4 separate regions of the Homo sapiens genome follow, and regions 2, 3 and 4 are each linked to region 1. Evidence: chromatin contacts called from ENCODE Hi-C or POLR2A ChIA-PET data. All regions are on one chromosome and are shown on one strand. Each heading gives the region's core, a stretch centred on a gene start or an enhancer-like site at or near the end of the contact. The rest is flanking DNA. Distances are from core to core; before and after follow the strand shown. Region 1 holds the start of ZNF581 (zinc finger protein 581). Region 2 holds the start of ZNF274 (zinc finger protein 274). Region 3 holds the start of ZNF446 (zinc finger protein 446). Region 4 holds the start of TRIM28 (tripartite motif containing 28).

Region 1 (4,920 bases), core at 1,455-3,954:
GAGCGCCGGCTCCAGGCGGCGGAACCTCCGCACTGGGCTCGCGCGCTTCCGGCCGGCGCCTTTTCCCAGGGACTCCGCCAACCCCTCGCACCCCCGCGCCCCCAGTCCCCGCGTCCCCGGCGCCGCCGGCCCGGAGCTGCCCGGAAGTCTCGGTTCCGCCGCCGGCGCTCGCCAGGGGAAGCCCGGGGCCGCCCGGGACCTCGGCCCGTTCCTCCGGACCCGAGAGGCCGCCGCACGGGGTACGGGGGCCGGGATGGAGGGAGGAGCCTGGCCCTGGGACGACGCCGGGGCCAGGCAGGCTGGGGGAGTGCGCTGGAGCCACCCGGGATGGGGGTGGGGGTCGGGAGCGGCAGGATCGGGCGGAGGGACGGGAGGGGAAGTCGAGGCGCCAGGGCTCCTTGGGGAAGTGAAGGCAATAGGAGGGGCCCCAGGGCCAGGGGACAGGCGGTGTGTAGCGGGATGGGGGCGAAAACGCCCGGGCGCTGGGGTTCCCATAAACAAGGGGAGCAGAGCAAAAGAACGGGCGGGGGACCACGCTGTGTGTAACAGGGAGAGGGATGGGGCTCCTGGAAGAGGTGAACACGAGGAGAAAGAGAGATGCCAGACGTACACAGAAAGGAGGGGAAAGTGGGCTTGGGAGAGGTGCTGTGGGAAGCGGAGTCCCGGAGCCTGGTGTGCATAACGGGGTTTGGGAGAAGGCCCCTGATGGGTACAGAAAGAAGTAACGATGTCACCGCCATATATGGGGGGCGAGAGAAAAGGGGGCCTTTGGGGAGAATGTAGCAGGTAGCCAGGTTGGGGGGGCGGGGTATACAGAAGGAAGGCATTTGAGCCATTTTGGGGTGTATAGATGTAGTAAGACGATGGGTTCCGTAGTGGGGAGAGGTGACTAGACTTCGAGGTGCTAAGTGTAGGAACAGGATGGAAAAGCCCTAGTGAAATGTGGGGAATTGGGTTAGTGGGGCTCTGGGGAGGTACCTAGAGAGGAAGTGAGGGAGGCCACGGAATATGAAGATGGGGAGGCCCTGCGGCATGTAGTGGGGACGGAGGGCCAGGAGGCCGATACGGGGGCCGGTGGGGGGGTAGGGGGCGGCAAAGGGAGGGGAAGTAAACTGAACTGGGGCTGGGCAACAGGAAAAAAGAAGAAACCACAGATTAGAGAAATCTCGGCGGTCAGGAGGCCCGGGGTCTAAGATGTAAAGAGGTAAACAGATTTAGGGATTGATTGTCTGCTGGGGTGGGTTGAGAGGAGAAAAGGGAAGAAAAGTCGGGGGACTACGTCCTCAGACCTGACCTGAGTGGTGAGAGGTGGACCCAGGAGGAGTGGCAGGTGGTGGCGGGGTTTTGCAGAGCTCAGTTGGAGGCCCTCTCCGAGGCAGCTTGATGGAACGTGGGAGAGCCGGGCTGGAGTCACAGTTTTTATTTTGCTAGGGAGGTAGTCAGTGGCGCACAAAGGGTAACAAGCAGTGATAGTGGGGATGCTTTCCATTTTAGGAAACTTTTCCTAAAAGGAAGTGGCAATTTTAACTAATCTCCCCTCCGCCGCTCCCAGCTGCCGCTCCAGATGCTGCTGCTGCCGCCGCGGCCACCCCACCCTCGGTCCTCCTCTCCGGAGGCCATGGACCCACCGCCCCCCAAGGCTCCCCCTTTCCCCAAGGCGGAAGGCCCCTCCTCCACTCCTTCCTCGGCGGCGGGGCCCCGACCCCCGCGGCTGGGCCGCCACCTCCTCATCGACGCCAATGGGGTCCCCTACACATACACGGTGCAGCTGGAGGAGGAGCCCCGGGGCCCGCCCCAGCGCGAGGCGCCCCCAGGAGAGCCCGGCCCTCGCAAGGGCTACAGCTGCCCGGAGTGCGCCCGTGTCTTTGCCAGCCCTCTGCGGCTGCAGAGCCACCGCGTGTCGCACTCGGACCTCAAGCCCTTCACGTGCGGCGCCTGCGGCAAGGCCTTCAAGCGCTCCAGCCACCTGTCGCGGCATCGCGCCACGCACCGCGCCCGCGCCGGGCCGCCGCACACCTGCCCGCTCTGCCCACGCCGCTTCCAGGACGCCGCGGAGCTGGCGCAGCACGTGCGCCTCCACTAAGCTCGAGACCCGGCCTGTGCTGCCCTGCCCGTCTCAGGGCCACCAAGTCTGACCCACACAGCGTCACTCACTCCCACACACACCCCCTGGCTCTGCTGAGGTTACTGCCTTACCCTGGGCCTCAGTTTCCCCACCTTCCAAAGGGAGGAGCATCATTCCTTCCTTACCCCCTTTCTAGCTGTGTGATGTAGACCAAAGTCGTTGCCCCTCCCTGGGCCTGGGAACCAGTCGGAACTGGGTTCCAGTCCAGCTGTGCTGTGTGAGCCTGTGCAAGTGACATGACCTCTCTAAACCTTGGTTTTCTGCTCTCTGGAGCGGTGAACCGGTGGTTGTCTGCGGGGAAGAGATGATAAAGAGCACGGGCACGGTCTGGTTCATTTCTGTATCTACCCCCCTTCCGCCCACGCCCCCGACCCTTTGCTCAATAAACATTCCGCACTCCATTTTCAGGCTCTTCCTTGCGTGTGCGTGCACGTTGGGTGCTGGGGGGTGGAGACCGGATCTTCCTCGCTTGGGTACTTTCCTCTCGGTGTGTGTTTCTGGCCGGAGCCGTTTCGCGACGGCCCGGGCGCCCCGCCCCAACCTTCCTTCCCTAGACCCTCTTCTCTCCCTTCGGCTTCTCTCTTTCGGCCGGCGCCGCCAGTTCCTGGGGCACACCCAGAGGTCCCCTTCTCGCCGCCGCCTGCAACTGCGAGGGTAGCCCGGGGCCGCTTGGAGTCGCCCGGACCTGAGAGGCTGCTGCACTGGGTACGGGGGCCGGGAGGAGGAAGGGGGCTGGGGGCGGGCGGCGGGAGGGGCTGGACCGCGTGGAGGGTACCTGGGCCGGGGCGGGAGTGGGGCAGACGCCGGAGGGGGCTGTTCTGGAGCTTGGAGGGGGCGAGAACTTACACAGAAAGGCCCAGAAAGCGAGGGCTGCGGCCCCGGGGGTGGAACCCCGGAGAGCGCTGGGACCTAGAACGAGCCTGGTGGAGGCCGGGCGAGGACTAGAGAGAACCTGAGGTGGGTGGACGGGTGGGAGCACGGAGTTGTTCAGACACGTGGCTGGAGAGAGGGCCGGAACCTGGGGGTCCTAACGTCGGAGCCCCTGTGAATAGGCTTGGCTTGTATGGAGGGGGTCAGGAAAGGCTTGAGTATGTAGCATAGGCCAACACGCAGACCCTGGAAAGGGCTAGAAGGAGGGGAGGGAGAGGCCTGGAGGCCTGCGGGGTGGGGCACCCAGTGACCTGGGAGGGCACAAAGAGGAAGGTTAGAGCGAGGTCCAGGTTGTGCAGAGGAGGTCAAGAGATCCTGTGAGTACAGTGTATGGTGGAGCACCGAGGCTAGGAGAGGTTTTCCAAGGAGGAAGACCCTGGGGACCTTTTAGGGGGCCACAGACTCCAGCTGTGAGCGGGACTGGAAAAGAGGGACTGAGGGGCAGCAGGATGCAGAGGTCCTGGGCCGGGTATAGGGAGGGAAAAGGATGGAGCCTGTGGTGCTGAGCTGCCCTCTTCTATATAACCTTCTTATCCCATCTCCCATCCACCAGGCCTCAGCCAGCCCTCCGGATGCTGGTGCTGCCATCCCCCTGCCCTCAGCCTCTGGCATTTTCCTCCGTTGAGACCATGGAGGGCCCTCCCCGTCGGACTTGCCGCTCCCCAGAACCTGGACCTTCCTCCTCCATCGGATCTCCCCAGGCTTCATCTCCTCCAAGGCCCAACCACTACCTGCTTATTGACACTCAGGGTGTCCCCTACACAGTGCTGGTGGACGAGGAGTCACAGAGGGAGCCAGGGGCCAGTGGGGCTCCAGGCCAGAAAAAGTGCTACAGCTGCCCCGTGTGCTCAAGGGTCTTCGAGTACATGTCCTACCTTCAGCGACACAGCATCACCCACTCGGAGGTAAAGCCCTTCGAGTGTGACATCTGTGGGAAGGCATTCAAGCGCGCCAGCCACTTGGCACGGCACCATTCCATTCACCTGGCGGGTGGTGGGCGGCCCCACGGCTGCCCGCTCTGCCCTCGCCGCTTCCGGGATGCGGGTGAGCTGGCCCAGCACAGCCGGGTGCACTCTGGGGAACGCCCGTTTCAGTGTCCACACTGCCCTCGCCGCTTTATGGAGCAGAACACACTGCAGAAACACACGCGGTGGAAGCATCCATGAGCCGGGCTGCCGGGTGCCCCAGGTACCACAGGACTTTGCAGGGAGCCTGGACTCCTGTCCAGACACCTGGTGAGAGCCTGAGGCTGGTGTTCAGGGCCCTGGACACAGACACAGAGCAGCCGCATCTCAAAGGCAGAGCCCTGCCTGAAGGAGGAATCCGTGAGTAATCTTCAGGTCCTCCGTGTTCTGGAGCTGAGATGGGAATGAGCCCCTACACAGAATGGAGTCCTCTAGCCTAAAGATATCAGCTGTTCCATGGCAGAGCCTTGACTGGATGGAGGTGGGGAGTGTGGTGTGTAAAGTCTCTGGCCTCATAAAAGGTGGCTGTGGGTCGTCAGGAATCTGCGCCATCTTCCTGGGGCTTCTGCGCTGTTGTTGGGGAAGGGACCCCAGTCCTGCCTTCCACCCCCCAACCAGGCCTGAGACTGATCAAACAATAAACACGTTTCCCACTCTGAGCACTCGAGGTTTGTTTTTAGAGACAGCATCTCAGACCCTCTTTGGTGGCCGTCTAGCAGGGAGACCTCAGCTTGCCTGGCTGGGGAATGGGAAGGTTGGCCTGCCTTGGGGTTATCCCCTCCTCAGCTCCTGAAGACCTGGGTCATCTGGGAAGAATGTTTTTAACTGAAACAATTTTAAAACCACAATCTCCTGTTACAAACACATTTTATATGGCAATAGAGTATACAGATAAGCAAA
Region 2 (5,362 bases), core at 2,200-4,699, 2.5 Mb after region 1:
ACTCCAGCCTGGGCAACAAGAGCAAAACTCCATCTCAAAAAAAAAAAGCACATGGAAAAATATTAATATATTTAAATAACTCAGTATCTCAATAAACCTATGCCTGACTATGTGGAATATATATATATTTGAGATGGAGCCCCCTTTAGTAGAGACGGGGTTTCACCATGTTGGCCAGGTTGGTCTCGAACTCCTGACCTCAGGTGATCCACCCACCTCAGCCTCCCAAAGTGCTGGGATTACAGGTGTGAGCCACCGCACCTGGCCCTATGCAGACTATATTAAGAGAGAAAAAGTAAAAATTAAACTTTGCAATTGAATGAAATAACTACTATTTCTACAACACACATTTTCACTTATGATCCATAATGCCTTCTATGTAATTCAAAATTCCAGATATTTTCTAACAGAAAATTTCTCCCTGTTATGAGTCTGCAAAATTTATATGAACAAGGCTATTTATATTTTGTCTCTCTTCCACCTAGTGTAAATCTTCTTGTATTTTGCTACAGATATACTCATGTGTTTGATGGCAGGTGCTACCCCACACCTCTTAGGGATTTACACACTGTATGGTGTAAATACATTACCATCCTACTAAAATCCAAATGATCATGAATTCCAAAATACATCTGGCTCAGAAGGTTTTGAACAAGCAATCGAGGCACTGTCTAAATCCAACAACGATGAATAAATTTTTTCAACATTTTACATGTTTAATAGTTAACATTTCTTCAGAAGTCATTTTTATTTTACAAATTACAATAAACAGCATATTTAATTTGCTAAACAGGAAAAGAGTATGCAGTTATTAAAAGTTGAATTAAAATGGCTCTCATAAATCAATCTTCAATAATATGCTTATATAAAACCATCTTTAGGTTGGGCACAGTGGCTCAAGCCTGTAATCCCAGCACTTTGCGGGGCCGAGGTGGGCGGATCCTCTGAGGTCAGGAGTTCGAGACCAGCCTGGCCAACATGGCAAATCCCCATCTCTACTAAAAATACAAAAATTAGCCGGGCATGGTGGCACGCCCGGCTACTCAGGAGGCTGAGGCAGGGAGAATCACTTGAACCCGGGAGGCAGAGGTTGCAGTTGAGCCGAAATCACGCCATTGCACTCCAGCCTGAGCGAAAGAGCGAGACTCTGTCTCAAAACAAAAAAAAAAAAACAAAACATCTTTGGTCAGGCATGGTGGCTCACGCCTGCAATCCCAGCACTTTGGGAGGCCAAGGCGGGAGGATTGCTTGAGTCCAGGAGTTCAAGACCAGCCCTGACAACACACTGAGACCTCATCTCTACACAAATATTTATTAAAAATTAGCCAGGTGTGGTGATGCACACCAGTAGTCAGTCCTAGCTACTTGGAAAGCTGAGATGGGAGGAACACTTGAGCCCAGGAGGTTGGGCCAGCAGTAAGCCATGACTGCAGCACTGCTCTCCAGCCTGGGCAACAGAACAAGACCCTGTCTCAAAAACAAATTCTTTTAATCAAAAATCAGGTTTTATCCTATACCACATAAATAGAAAGAAATCATTAGAAGAATTTCCACCTGCCTGGGCAACATAGTGAGGTTTCTGTCTCTACAAAAAAGTACAAAAGAGGCCAGGCGGGGTGGCTCATGCCTATAATCTCAGCACTTTGGGAGGCTGAGGTGGGCAGACTGCCTGAGGTCAGGAGTTCGAGACCAGGCTGGCTAACATGGAGAAACCCCGTCTCTACTACAAATACAAAAATTAGCCAGGCATGGTGGCACACACCTGTAGTCCAAGCTACTTGGGCAGCTGAGGCAGGAAAATCGCTTGAACCCAGGAAGCAGAGGTTGCAGTGAGCCGAGATTGTGCCACCTCACTCCAGCCTGGGCGACAGAGCAAGACTCTGTCTCCAAAAAAAAAAAAGCCAGGTGTGGTGGTGTGCACCTGTCCCAGCTATTTGAGAGGCTAAGGTGGGCGGATCACTTGGGCCCAGGAGGTGGAGGCTGCAGTAAGCTGTGATCGCACCAATGCATTCCAGTCGGGGTGACAGAGCAAGACCCTGTCTCAAGAAAAAAAAAAAGAAAGAAAAAAAAGAATTTCCAAGGGGGTTTGCTTCCTTGTGATTATGAAGGGCTAGACGTATCCTATTCAAATCCAGAACAAAACAAGACTATTAGTAAACATGACTACTTAACATAGCTCTGTCATACTAGCTAGGACTATACAATGTTAATTTTTTAAAGTTGAAATATGGAAAAAGAAGATATCAAATTACTTATTAATTGGGGATGGTGTTGTATCTATAATAGACACGAAAAATCCAATGAAATATTATTAGACTATAAGATATCTGCACAGTCTCTGAGTAAATACTCCTATGCCAAAATCAACACACTAACAGCAACAATTAAACAATGTGTAGCCTGAGGTTGGATCCTCCACAGTGACCAAAAAAACCAACAACCCGTGGAACAAGTTTAGCAGGCAGTGTACACGACCACCAGAGGGAGGCAGAGGGCTGCTGAGACCTGCCAGGAAATATCAAGAAAGAGGACACAGGGTCCTGAGCACTGAGAGAGATCATTAGGGCCCTCAGGTCCCAAGAAGACAAGACCATACTGGGACCTGGGACCTAAGGAAGATAAGAAAACACCAGATGTCGGTCCTTGAGGAAGCCAAGAGAATACCTCCTTGTCCTGAGCTCCCAAGGAAGATGAGAGCACCCTGGGCCCAAGGATGGGTGGCACACACCAGGTCCTGGACAGCTACAGACTTAGGTTTCCTCTCCCTAGACATGAGCACCTCAGCTTCCAGGAGCAAACTGGACCACAGGGGGACACTAGGCAGAGGATCCTGCTCCTCCTCCCCAATGCCTGGGGTACAGTTAGCCCTGATCATCTCTCCAGAACTAGGGTAGACGTTTGGCCTCATTCCCATCACACTTGTGGTCCACCTAGTCTTCCCTCCTTCCCCTTGCACACCCCTGACCTTCCTACTCCCTTCCTCTAATCCCCAGAACTAGGGTGGACGTTTGGCCACGTTCCCATCACACTTCCGGTCCTCCGAGTTTCCCTCCCCTCCCTGACCTTGAGTGGACACTTGGCCCTGTCCACCCTCACTTTCAGGCAGGACCCATCTCCCAGAAACATAAGTGCCGTCAGTCCCAACTCCTGCACACTTCCGGCTCTCCCAGTCCTCCCCTTCTTTCTCGACTTTGAAACTGGTGGAACTTCAGTACCTCTCCCCACTCCCCCCGCGACTTCCGTCTTCCAGTCCCCCTCCTTCCCCAAAAGTTGCGTGGACTCTAGCCCCGCCTCCTACATTCTCCCCGCCCTCCCTGTCCCCGCCCCTCCACCCAGATGGACGGCCAGTTAGGCCCGCCCCCTGCACTTCCGGCCCTACCCGCCCTTCCTCTTCCCAAGGGACGTCATAATTAATCCCGCCCCCACCGCCACCCAACCAAGCATCACCCATTCCAGCACTTCCGGCCTGACCCCTGTCCAGCGCCTTTCCTTTCTCCAGCTTCTGCTCTGCCCCAAGAGTGGTCGCCTTCGTGGCAGGGCACGACTCTCTCCCAGCTCGGGTCGCCGCCCACATTAGTGTGGGGCCCTGCGGCCTAGCGTCCCTCACCAGAGGCCTCCCCTTGCCTAGCTGGACCGCCGAGGGACATCGACGAGTATCCTCCTCCTGCTGTCCCCGGCTTCGCCTGCCGCCCCTAACCGGCCAGTCAAGATGGCCGCCGCTGGGTGAGGCAAGCTGGCGCGCCGCGGGGGCGTCTGGGAGTTGTAGTTCGGGACGGCGGGCTGACGCACTTCGCCGCCGGCCGACGGGCGCCATTGTGCGGCGCGCGCCGGGTGAGTGCCGCGCGAAACCTGCGTCCGTCGGGGGCTGCGCTGGGCGGGTCCAGAACCGTTAGTTGGGGGCGAGCGCGGCCTCTGCATTTTCCGCCGAGCTCGGGTACCCTGAGCCGGCCGTGCCTGCAGTCCTCCCGCCGCTCTGTGGGATGGGGTCGGTGACCCGGAACCCCGAGGGGAGACAGTGCTTTCGGGGCGCCGCGGTGGAGAGAACAGATCGCCTCCGGAAGCGTGGGGTCTGGGCCAGGGAGGCGATCCCCTCCGATGCGCGGGACAGAGGAGGCTCGGTGTCCTCTCGGGGAGGGGAAAACTGGTCCTATCCAGTCCTGTGGGAGTCCTATGACTCACTCTGGGCGTTTTCCAGTTTGGGTGGACTTGTCATTTCCCGCTGAGGGAGCCGTTCCTGGGCGGAGGCTGCGGTAGCTCCCCAGCGGACACCTTAAGCCTCTCCCTCCCCTCCCAACTTCGGTTTCCTCAGGACTCTGCCCACTTCCACCAGAGACACATTGAGAAGGAGGAAACTATGGCCTCCAGGCTTCCGACGGCCTGGTCCTGTGTGAGTAGAGGCTTCCTTCAGCTTTTGAGTCCGCTACTGCACCTGGGAGGATGCGGATGGTGGTGAGATACCACCTTCCCTGAGATACCCCCATCCTCCAGAGCACCTCGGGGAGGGGGTAGAGATTGGTTGGGCATGAGAGATCCTGCGTGATGGTGGAACCGCAGGTTGCTTGGTTTTCCAAGGGTGTAGTTAGAATAGAGACCAGATTGTAGGGGCTTCTGAAGGCCAGGTTAAGGCTCTTGCTTGTATCCTTTATATTGGGAAGAGTAATTGACAGGTCTTTTGTTTGTTTGTTTTTTGTTTTTTGAGATGGAGTCTCCCTCTGTCGCCCAGGCTGGAGTGCAGTGGCGCGATCTTGGCTCACTGCAACCTCCGCCTCCTGGGTTCAAGTGATTCTCCTGCCTCAGCCTCCCCGAGTAGCTGGGACTACAGGCGTGTGCCACCATACCCAGCTAATTTTTTTTTTATTTTTATTTTTTGTGTGTGTTTTTTGTGGAGACGGGGTTTCACCATGTTGGCCAGGCTGGTCTGGAACTCTTGACCTAAGGTGATCCGACCATCTCGGCCTCCCAAAGGTCTATGCAGGGATCAGGCTTATGTTTAGATTTCAGCAGATAAATTGGCATCAAGCAAGAGGTGACAGCAGCAGAGTTCAATAACAAGTAGAAAAGACAGGTGAGGATGGATCCCTGACAGGTGAAGGAGATAGAAAGAAGCATCAGGGCCCTGGGTAGGGGCTGACGGCTTGGGTGTGATGGTGCAGCTCAGAGAATTCCCTAGGAGGCATACGCACCACTCCCAAAGTCAGAATTTTCAAATGAATAAGAAATAGGGGGCCGGGCGCGGTGGCTCACGTCTGTAATCCCAGCACTTTGGGAGGCCGAGGCAGGTGGATCACGAGGTCAGGAGATTGAGACCATCCTGGCTAACATAGTGAAACCCCGTCTCTACTTAAAAAAATACAAAAAATTA
Region 3 (4,735 bases), core at 1-2,500, 2.8 Mb after region 1:
CTCATCCCCAAAAACAACCTGAGGAGGCCGTTGGAAAGCTCCGAGTTGACAAGTCTCATCCACGCACATGCTCGGTGCTTCCAATCGGTGATCAAGACCACTGCTCTTCATCCAGAGCAGGCAGCAGGGATTCCCAGGTATCCAAAGAAACCAAAACAGGCGGTGTAATTTAGGACTGACTAAGTAATGGCTCGGCCACTTTTAAGTGTGGAAGCAAAACTGACCCCACAGATTTAGAAAACTGTAACACTGCTTATTGGGAGAAACTAGTGTCACCCTGGCTAGTTCTGCTCCCCAAATTCAAAGGTAAATAAACGGTTGAGCATGTCCGATCAGCCTGGAGGGAAACCTCCACCCCCGACTTTGTAGGACTGACATCTGAAGACGTCAGAGACTGCGGTCACAACCGTCGGTACCTCCTTAGGGCGCTTAACAGAGGTCAAAGATGGCCCTCGCACCCTCCTGGCGGGAGAAAGCCCAGGCTCAGGGTGGTCTTCTACACCACCGCCTCTCCCGGGTCCACTTGGAAGCGAGTCCCAGCGAACTACTCGACCTAGGAAACCACTGGGCCGCCACTTCCAGCCTCTTCGGAAGTCGAGGCAACGCTCCTGAACGTTGCCACGGGAACAGCTGGAGGCGGGCGGATATGCCCTAGCGTTATCTAGGGGCTGGCCCGGGGAATGGCGTGGGGGCGGCGGGGCCAAGCAAGCGCCACCTCTGATTGGGCAAAACCCCCTCCCCTCACCTGCCAATAGAAACCGGCCCACTGTACAGACGCGCAAGTTTATAACCCGGGAAGAGCTGCTCTCAGAGCGGAGGGAGACCATATAACCCTGGGACTCTGCCGTACCTCCTAGAGGAACAGAGCGCCTCTCAGGCGTCAGAGGCTGCTGCAAATGCGGGTCAGCGGGTCACGGTCGCGCCTGTCTTGCTGATGCTCATGGGAAATGTAGTTCAAAGGGCATGGGCGGTGCCTTCGGTGCAGGCGAGAGATTGGTCAGCGCGGCGTCGCCGGGGCAACACCCGGCTGAGGCGCCCCGCGTTGTGCGGCGCCACATCCGGGAAGCGGCCTCCAAGCAACCGCTCCGGGTTGAGGTGAGCGCAGGCTGCCAGAGTGGGCGCAGCCTTTCCACCCCGTGGGAGGGCTTGGGGTCGCCCTCTGGGGCCTGAACGGCTCCTGCTGTCGGCGCCCTGGAGGGCCCGCCCACTTCCCGACAGGCCGCGCGCGTCACCTCAGCCTTCGCTCAGGCCTTTCCTACCCTCAACGCCGTTCCGGGGGGCCGGGCCTGGCAAGTCCTCTTGGAACGCCTCCCTCTTGCCTTCCCCTTTTGGGGACAGATCCCGAAGTTCGAGCATCCCTCGGATAGGCCGGGTGTCAGGCCTGGTCTCTCAGGCCCGTCCAGGTGGGCGTCTTTCACTGCAGACCTTCAGGGCCGGGATGCTGTGGCCATCCCTCGACTCCGCGCAACGTGGAGCTTTGGCCCCGTTTTTCTTGGCCTTTGCTTTTCGTTTTCACATGCACGGGCCCCGGCAGTGTGAGTCGCCCACGGCTCGCTGTGGTCAGCGAGCACGATGTCCACGTGCCCCCTCCCCAGAGCCATTCCTAAAGGAGGTCCCACCCAGTCAACCTCCCCGAGATTGTGGAGGGCGACTCGTCCCCGTACATTACAGCCTGGCCCCACCTTCTACCCGCCCACCCTGGTCCACTCTCCTCGCACCTCGGCTAGACACTGTGGCTCCTCAGCCTGGCGCTGGAACTCTGTGATGACTGTCTTTCTCCACCTCTTTAGCGTCATCTCCCAGCAGTCCCCTGCTGGACCCAACTGTTTGCAATTTCCAGGAAGCTCCCTGGACACCTTGCGTCCAAGCATTTGTCCCTGAGGCTTCCTCCTGCTCTCATTTGCCATCATTGTTTGGGTCCTGTGACCCTCCTCCTTCCATGAAGCTTTCTTGGCCTTATCTCTTCTGGCCTCAGAGTACACTTGGTCCTGGTCTCAGCCCCCTGGGCTGAGCCTGGTGTCTGCCTTCCCCTGGCCAGATTCTCTTGGCTGACATTCCGACCCTTCCTTTTCTGTAGGCCCATCTTGACGATTCCAAGACCACCCCCTTGAGCAAGAATGCCATCCCCTCTGGGTCCCCCATGCCTGCCCGTCATGGACCCAGAGACCACCCTTGAGGAGCCTGAGACTGCCCGCCTCCGCTTCCGAGGGTTCTGCTACCAGGAGGTGGCAGGTCCCCGAGAAGCCCTGGCCCGGCTGCGTGAGCTGTGTTGCCAGTGGCTGCAGCCTGAGGCACACTCCAAGGAGCAGATGCTGGAGATGCTGGTGCTGGAGCAGTTCCTGGGCACACTGCCTCCCGAGATCCAGGCCTGGGTGCGCGGTCAGCGGCCAGGCAGTCCTGAGGAGGCCGCTGCCCTAGTCGAAGGACTGCAGCATGACCCTGGGCAACTGTTGGGCTGGGTGAGTGTGGCTGGCATCAGCTTCTTGGAGGGATAGACCCTGGCTAGAGCCATTGTGACCTACCTCTTCTCCTCAGATCACAGCCCATGTCCTGAAGCAGGAGGTGCTCCCTGCAGCCCAGAAGACAGAGGAACCACTTGGGAGCCCCCACCCCTCAGGGACAGTGGAGTCCCCTGGGGAAGGTCCCCAGGACACCAGAATAGAGGGGTCTGTCCAGCTCAGCTGCAGTGTGAAGGAGGAGCCCAATGTCGATGGACAGGAAGTGGGTGAGGTTGGGGTCCCACCAGAGATGAGGGACTCCTGGAGGAAGTGTGGACATTCCTGGCTAGGGTGGGAGTCCCAGGAGAGGTGTGTCAAGGCTGGGACTCCTGAAGTGAATGTGGATGTCCCTGTCTGGGATGGGGACCTGGGAGGCAGGAGCCAAGGGCTGGCTACGTGCCATGTCACACAGCAGAGGAGCTCCTCATCTGCCATGGCTCATGTGGGCAGCCCCTGACACCACCCTTCCATCTGCCCCACTTTTCAGCACCCTCCAGCCCTCCACTTGCAGCACAGTCCCCTGAGGGGAACCATGGACACCAAGAACCAGCCTCCACATCCTTCCACCCACCCAGGATTCAGGTGAGCAGCCCCAAGTGGGAAGTATAGGCCCCAGGTGTGAGAAGGGACTGTCCCCATGGCTGCCCTCTGCCTGGTGGTTTTCCAGGCTCCTTGACTAGTGGCTCTTTGCTTCCCAGAAGTGGAGTCTGTAAAAGCTGTACCCCTCCACAGGACCTGGGGCAGAGGGACAGACTGGTGATCTATTATTGAAAAGGATTTGGGGCTGGACATGGTGGCTTACACCTGTAATCCTAGCACTTTGGGAGGCTGAGGTGAGCGGATCACCTGAGGTCAGGAGCTCGAGACCAGCCTGACCAATGTGGTGAAACCCTGTATCTACTAAAGATACAAAAATTAGCCAGAAGTGGTGGCAGGCGCCTGTAATCCCAGCTACTAGGGAGGGTGAGGCAGGACAATTGCTTGAACCCAGGAGGCAGAGGATGCAGTGAGCCGAGATTGTGCCACTGCGCTCCAGCCTGGTCAACAAGAGCAAAATTGTGTGTCAAAAACAAAAAAAAAAAAAAGGATTTGGGCCTCAAGCCATGGAAACCCAGTTTAGAGTGGCTGGAACTAGTGGGCTTGGCTTCCTCACCTCCAGAGAAGTCAGCTGGGAGGTTTGCTGCTCCCAGAGGTCCTGAGCCAGACCTGGGGATTTGAACTTTTGTGTGTAGCTGGGGAGGGGAGAAGATGACCAGCTGTGGCAGGACTCCCCCCACACCTGAGACCAGATGGAGACACTCTCCCTGGGAAATGCCCGAAGTCCCTTCTCTCCTAGGGGTTTCTTCAGAGGCCACCTGTTAGGCCTGGAAGCTCAGCTTGAGGCCTCTTCTACCTGGATCGCTTGGTTCCCAAGTGTGGGTAGCAAGGTCTTTTCCTCTCCCGGCTCCTCTAACAACTCCACTGGGGAGCTTCAGCAGCAACATTGCTGGTTGAGATGTGTTTCGAGGCTAAGAAGTCCTTCCAGGCTCCCTCCACAGCCCCATGGCACAGTCAGAAAGTGAGGCAGGGTGGGTAGGCTGCACTTCCCAGTGTCCTCACCTCCAGCCAGCACCATCTCTAGCTGTGGCTCCTCACAGCTGCCGCCTTCCTGCCCCTGGACTTGCCACAGCTTGTCCCTCAGGATTATTTTTCCCAACCCAGCAAAGCCCCAGATGATGGGACTCAGGCAGCAAGGAGGGCTGACCCCCAATCAGGGAGTTCATTCCTCGATAAAGTCACTCAGGTCCCTGTGATGCTGCCAAACCTGCCCTCTGAGCAGGATGGTGTAGTAGAGGGGGATGAGTGCTGGCAGCAGCACTGGTCAGGTGATCTGAAGGAGAACCTCTGCACTTAACAAACACACACCTTGAGATCATTCTCAGCAGGAGGGGCAGATGAGGCGTAGGTAACCTGCTGACTCTTCCGGGTAATAGGTAAGAATGTGAACCAGACAGGGCAGGGAAGGGGTGGAAAGACGCCTACAGTGATGGGCCACATCCGCAGGAGGAGTGGGGGCTGCTGGACCGGTCACAGAAGGAACTGTACTGGGATGCGATGCTGGAGAAGTACGGCACAGTGGTCTCCCTGGGTGAGGACCAGCCAGCCCCACCCCGCCCCTCTCCCTGGGGCCTGCACCCACCCTGCAGCAGGCCTAGCTGGGCAGGGCCTCTGTGCTACCAGCCCTACCCAGCTCTCCC
Region 4 (4,734 bases), core at 592-3,091, 2.9 Mb after region 1:
ATTCTCCCCACACAGACCCTGCTTCCCTCCTCAGACAGGGATTCCCCTCCCCACACAGACCCTCTTTCCCTCAGACAGGATTTTCCCCCCACACACCCTGCTTCCCTCCTCAGACAGGATTCTCCCCACATACACCCTGCTTCCCTCCTCAGACAGGATTCTCCCCACACACACCCTGCTTCCCTCCTCAGACAGGATTCTCCCCACACAGACCCTGCTTCCCTCCTCAGACAGGGCTCCCCTCCCCACACAGACCCTCTTTCCCTCAGACAGGATTTTCCCCACACACACCCTACTTTCCTCCTCAGACAGGATTCTCCCCACACAGACCCTGCTTCCCTCAGACAGGATTCTCCCCACTCAGACCCTGCTTCCCTCCTCAGGCAGGATTCTCCCCACACAGAACCTGCTTCCCTCCTCAGACAGGATTCTCCCCACACACACCCTGCTTCCCTCCTCAGACAGGATTCTCCCCACACACACCCTGCTTCCCTCCTCAGACAGGATTCTCCCCACACAGACGCTGCTTCCCTCCTCAGACAGGATTCTCCCCACACAGACCCTGCTTCCCTCCTCAGACAGGGTTCCCCTCCGCACACACACCCTCTTTCCCTCAGACAGGATTTTCCCCACACAAACCCTACTTTCCACCTCAGACAGGATTCTCCCCACATGGACCTGCTTCCTTCCCTCCTTGGGATTCCCCACTGTTGAGGTTCAGTTTCCCCATCTGGAAAAGCATCAAAGTCAGGGTAGCTGCTGACGAAAACATGGGGAGGGGATGCCTTGGGGGGCTGGGTGGGATTTCACAGACTCATTGCTCTTTAGCCTCTTGTGATTTATATATATGTGTATATATATATATATATTTTTTTTCTTGATGGGGGGTTGGGGGGCCCGGCGTGGTGGCTCACACCTGTAATTCCAGCACTTTGGGAGGCCAAAGTGGGTCTATCATCTGACGTCGGGAGTTCGAGACCAGCCTGGCCAACGTGGTGAAACCCCGTCTCTATTAAAAATACAAAAATTAGCCAGGCGTGATGGCAGGCCCCTGTAATCCCAGCTACTCGGGAGGCTGAGGCAGAAGAATCGCTTGAACCCGGGAGGCGGAGGTTGCAGCGAGCCGAGATCGTGCCACTGCACTCCAGCCTGGGCAACAGAGCAAAACTCCGTCTCAAAACAAACACAAAAACCTTTCTCTCCTCTTTTGAGATGGAGTTTCACTCTTTTCTCCCAGGCTGTAGTGCAATGGCACGATCTCGGCTCACTGCAACCTCCGCCTCCCGGGTTCAAGCGATTCTCCTGCCTCAGCCTCCCGAGTAGCTGGGATTACAGGCGCCTGCCACCACGCCCGGCTACTTTTTGTACTTTTAGTAGAGACGGGGTTTCACCACGTTGGCCAGGCTGCTCTCGAACTCCTGACTTAAGATCCAACCGCCTCGACCTCCCAAAGTGCTGGAATTACAGGCGTGAGCCGCCGCGCCCGGCCACATTTTTCTCCATCTGTGGTCTAGGCTGGCGTGCAGTGGCACAATCCCGCCTCACTGCTGCCTCGGCCTCCTGGGCTAAACGGAGCTTCCCGACTCGCCTAAGAAAGTGGTGGGATTACAGGTATGAGCCACGGCGCCCGGCTGTGATCTACATTTGATTCAGTCAAGTTTCTGTGTTTCTCAAGTTTAACTATAGCGTGGTTAAAATCCAAAAGTCAGCACCCGAGCTCACACAGGAGCTTCCTCCCTCTTGGGATGGAGACTCTCCTCCCCTCTCCCTGGACACAGCCCTTCACTCGGTCTTGGCCCCGCCTACTTCTCCATCGGCCCTGCCCCCTATCCCGAACTCTTAGTGACGCAGAGGCTGGAGACGACTCTACGGCGGCGAAGAGACGCGGGTTGAGGAAGAGGGACGGATTGCCCATGCGCTTGGGCGCACAGCGGCCCGCTTCTGTGTGGTCTGGAGGTGGAGCTGAGAGGGGAATCACACTCTATAAAGGTTCGCATACCCCACTGGCGGATTCAATTGCGGCAGTGACGTCACAGAGGCCCCGCCCCGCCCCCACAAGAGCCCCACCGACGTGGGGTTGGCGGTGGTGGAAGGACTAGGAGTTGGCGCGTGCGTACTGGCGGCCTCTCCCGCACCGACCGGCCTGGGCCCCGCCCCCGGGCGTGAGGCGCCCAATGCGCGTGCGCGGCGGCGTCGGCGCCAGTTATTTCTGTCCCGCCCCCCGGCCTCGGCTCTTTCTGCGAGCGGGCGCGCGGGCGAGCGGTTGTGCTTGTGCTTGTGGCGCGTGGTGCGGGTTTCGGCGGCGGCTGAGGAAGAAGCGCGGGCGGCGCCTTCGGGAGGCGAGCAGGCAGCAGTTGGCCGTGCCGTAGCAGCGTCCCGCGCGCGGCGGGCAGCGGCCCAGGAGGCGCGTGGCGGCGCTCGGCCTCGCGGCGGCGGCGGCGGCAGCGGCCCAGCAGTTGGCGGCGAGCGCGTCTGCGCCTGCGCGGCGGGCCCCGCGCCCCTCCTCCCCCCCTGGGCGCCCCCGGCGGCGTGTGAATGGCGGCCTCCGCGGCGGCAGCCTCGGCAGCAGCGGCCTCGGCCGCCTCTGGCAGCCCGGGCCCGGGCGAGGGCTCCGCTGGCGGCGAAAAGCGCTCCACCGCCCCTTCGGCCGCAGCCTCGGCCTCTGCCTCAGCCGCGGCGTCGTCGCCCGCGGGGGGCGGCGCCGAGGCGCTGGAGCTGCTGGAGCACTGCGGCGTGTGCAGAGAGCGCCTGCGACCCGAGAGGGAGCCCCGCCTGCTGCCCTGTTTGCACTCGGCCTGTAGTGCCTGCTTAGGGCCCGCGGCCCCCGCCGCCGCCAACAGCTCGGGGGACGGCGGGGCGGCGGGCGACGGCACCGGTAAGTACGAAGTGATCGGTGCCACCCCTCCCCCTACTCTCTGCCTTTGATTCCGACTGGGTGCAGAGATGAGGATGCCACCTGGGCGAGAGGATGGGGGCCCGGACAGGGCACGGGAAATACTTTCTGGGTCCTGCATACGAACGTGGGTTTGTGCTGGCCGCTGAGATGGGACATCTGACTAAAGTTGGAGAAAAGAAGGCTCGGGGAGGGGAGGGGCTGGTTCGCTGCGGGATAATGGTCGGGGGCCCACCCAGCAGGGGAATGGTGGGGGCCATAACCTGGGTGGGAACTTGTAACAGTCTCCCACATCCCTGCTTCTCGAAGTGGTGGACTGTCCCGTGTGCAAGCAACAGTGCTTCTCCAAAGACATCGTGGAGAATTATTTCATGCGTGATAGTGGCAGCAAGGCTGCCACCGACGCCCAGGATGCGAACCAGGTGCGTCCTATCTCAGCAACCACAAGGAGGTTTCTGGGGAGGGGGCATCTGCGCAGGAGGAGCTTGGCACCAGCTCCAGGCTGTTACTCCACTTTCCCAAGGCTCTGGGTGGGCTGCCTAGGTTGGGTCAAGGGACCAATCTTAAATCTCCGGTTGTATTTTCTGGGATGTAAACGTGGATCTATCAAGTTGTCTTGCCTTCTCTGACCCTGCCTTTGTCTGGCAGTGCTGCACTAGCTGTGAGGATAATGCCCCAGCCACCAGCTACTGTGTGGAGTGCTCGGAGCCTCTGTGTGAGACCTGTGTAGAGGCGCACCAGCGGGTGAAGTACACCAAGGACCATACTGTGCGCTCTACTGGTACATGAGGCTGAGGGGGGCTGTTGGAGTTGTTCTCCCATGTGTGCCCTCAGTTGCTTTTATGATGTTGGTTGCATCTGGTGGATGGGTCCTAGAGTTCTCTAGGGGGTGCCGCCCGAAGGGCCCGAGGGCAGAACTCCAGAAGCAGAAAAACTGGGGTTGTGGTGTGTAGTCTCTAGGGCCTAGGTGGGAGAGGGTGGGAAGGGGAAATAAGGGAGACCTTAATGTGCTGCAGGGAGGTACAAAGGGTTTGAGAAGGCTTATCAGGGAGTTGTCAGACCTGGTGGTGAAGGGCTCAGCATATGCAAACAGGGAAAGGCATGGTGTGAAGGGCTTTCTGGGTTTGTGGTTCCCTGGCACACATCTGGTATAAGATGCTGCTAGGGAAAGTAGACTGTGGGTCCATGGATTATAAGTGATGATGATTTTTGGAAGTGTTTTAGCTTTTGAGTTGGCAGAGACTTACCCAAAGTTTGGTTTGGCATTTCCAGCTTTTCACAGACACAGCTAGCTTTGGTTTGGAAGGAGCTTGAGAGTCTTTTGAGTCTAGCCAAGTTTTGGGGCCAGAATCCTCCCATGAGTGGCCTTTTGGTAGCCATACTGTGATTCTTCCCATCCCAGAGGACAGCATTGGTGGAAGATAGCGGGAAGGTGGTGGCTGTGGGGCCTGAGCAGCCAGGAGGGATACGCAGGGGCTGCAGGGTGTCCTACATTCCAGACGTCCCAGGCAAAGGTCAGGGTGCAGGAATGAGTGGCATTGGGGAAGTCAGTTTCCCCAATGAGCCCTGATGCTACATATTTTGGATTTGGTTGGTATGTGGGACCAGTGTGTTTGATCAGTTTTCTAATGGGGAGACAGGCTTTGGAGGTTATTAATGGGTTGGTCTTTGGGTGGGATTATGCTGAGCACCAAGATTCTGCTCTAGAGGGGGTGTGACCACCATTCTGAGGGTCCTGGTTTGACATTTCATCTCTCCCAGTATGAGAACCTCTACAAGGTTTCCTCTGGGCCCTTGGATTGTAAGAGACCCTGGTGTTCTCTTGTCAGGGAAGAGGGAGG

The links. A loop is a pair of places that touch in the nucleus more often than their neighbours do. ChIA-PET counts read pairs that join two places held with the same protein, here RNA polymerase II (POLR2A). Pooled maps may share reads with other maps.
Region 2: a loop to region 1 is called in a map with no recorded cell type, with 16 times the contacts of the local background. The contact joins the promoter of ZNF274 here to the promoter of ZNF581 in region 1. A Hi-C loop is called at or near these places in 1 of 37 single-sample maps with no recorded cell type and 5 of 50 pooled maps. POLR2A ChIA-PET finds 5 or more read pairs at or near these places in 1 of 52 experiments (HEK293T).
Region 3: a loop to region 1 is called in a pooled map, with 4 times the contacts of the local background. The contact joins the promoter of ZNF446 here to the promoter of ZNF581 in region 1. A Hi-C loop is called at or near these places in 2 of 50 pooled maps. POLR2A ChIA-PET finds 5 or more read pairs at or near these places in 2 of 52 experiments (H1 and Panc1).
Region 4: a pooled map shows a loop between it and region 1 (5-fold over the local background). The contact joins the promoter of TRIM28 here to the promoter of ZNF581 in region 1. A Hi-C loop is called at or near these places in 9 of 50 pooled maps. POLR2A ChIA-PET finds 5 or more read pairs at or near these places in 2 of 52 experiments (PC-9 and activated CD8-positive, alpha-beta T cell).

The regions. Positions count from the first base shown.
Region 1 is chr19:55,640,945-55,645,864 of GRCh38, forward strand. It overlaps ZNF581 (zinc finger protein 581), which reads left to right and starts at 2,705. Exons shown (of 2, transcript NM_016535.4): 1 at 2,705-2,830; 2 at 3,609-4,679. The coding sequence starts at 3,628. The coding sequence ends at 4,221. ZNF580 (zinc finger protein 580) reads left to right here and starts at 58. Exons shown (of 2, transcript NM_207115.2): 1 at 58-239; 2 at 1,553-2,526. The coding sequence starts at 1,565. The coding sequence ends at 2,083. RefSeq lists silencers at 1-427, 1,618-2,087, 1,619-1,913, 2,858-2,907, 3,998-4,107 and enhancers at 2,518-2,737, 3,639-4,604, 4,288-4,337, 4,348-4,397.
Region 2 is chr19:58,179,612-58,184,973 of GRCh38, forward strand. ZNF274 (zinc finger protein 274) reads left to right here and starts at 3,450. Exons shown (of 8, transcript NM_133502.3): 1 at 3,450-3,831; 2 at 4,310-4,387. The coding sequence starts at 4,355. RefSeq lists enhancers at 3,061-3,774, 3,443-3,862, 3,775-4,486, 4,113-4,302.
Region 3 is chr19:58,475,102-58,479,836 of GRCh38, forward strand. It overlaps ZNF446 (zinc finger protein 446), which reads left to right and starts at 1,251. Exons shown (of 7, transcript NM_017908.4): 1 at 1,251-1,403; 2 at 2,078-2,459; 3 at 2,536-2,725; 4 at 2,986-3,080; 5 at 4,542-4,626. The coding sequence starts at 2,118. It overlaps ZNF324 (zinc finger protein 324), which reads left to right. Exons shown (of 4, transcript NM_014347.3): 4 at 1-335. RefSeq lists enhancers at 340-429, 490-549, 790-1,039, 861-1,155, 1,310-1,509.
Region 4 is chr19:58,542,223-58,546,956 of GRCh38, forward strand. It overlaps TRIM28 (tripartite motif containing 28), which reads left to right and starts at 1,842. Exons shown (of 17, transcript NM_005762.3): 1 at 1,842-2,875; 2 at 3,203-3,315; 3 at 3,542-3,674. The coding sequence starts at 2,536. It also overlaps the pseudogene RN7SL525P. RefSeq lists enhancers at 1,017-1,521, 1,673-1,982 and silencers at 2,103-2,312, 2,393-2,552, 2,573-2,862.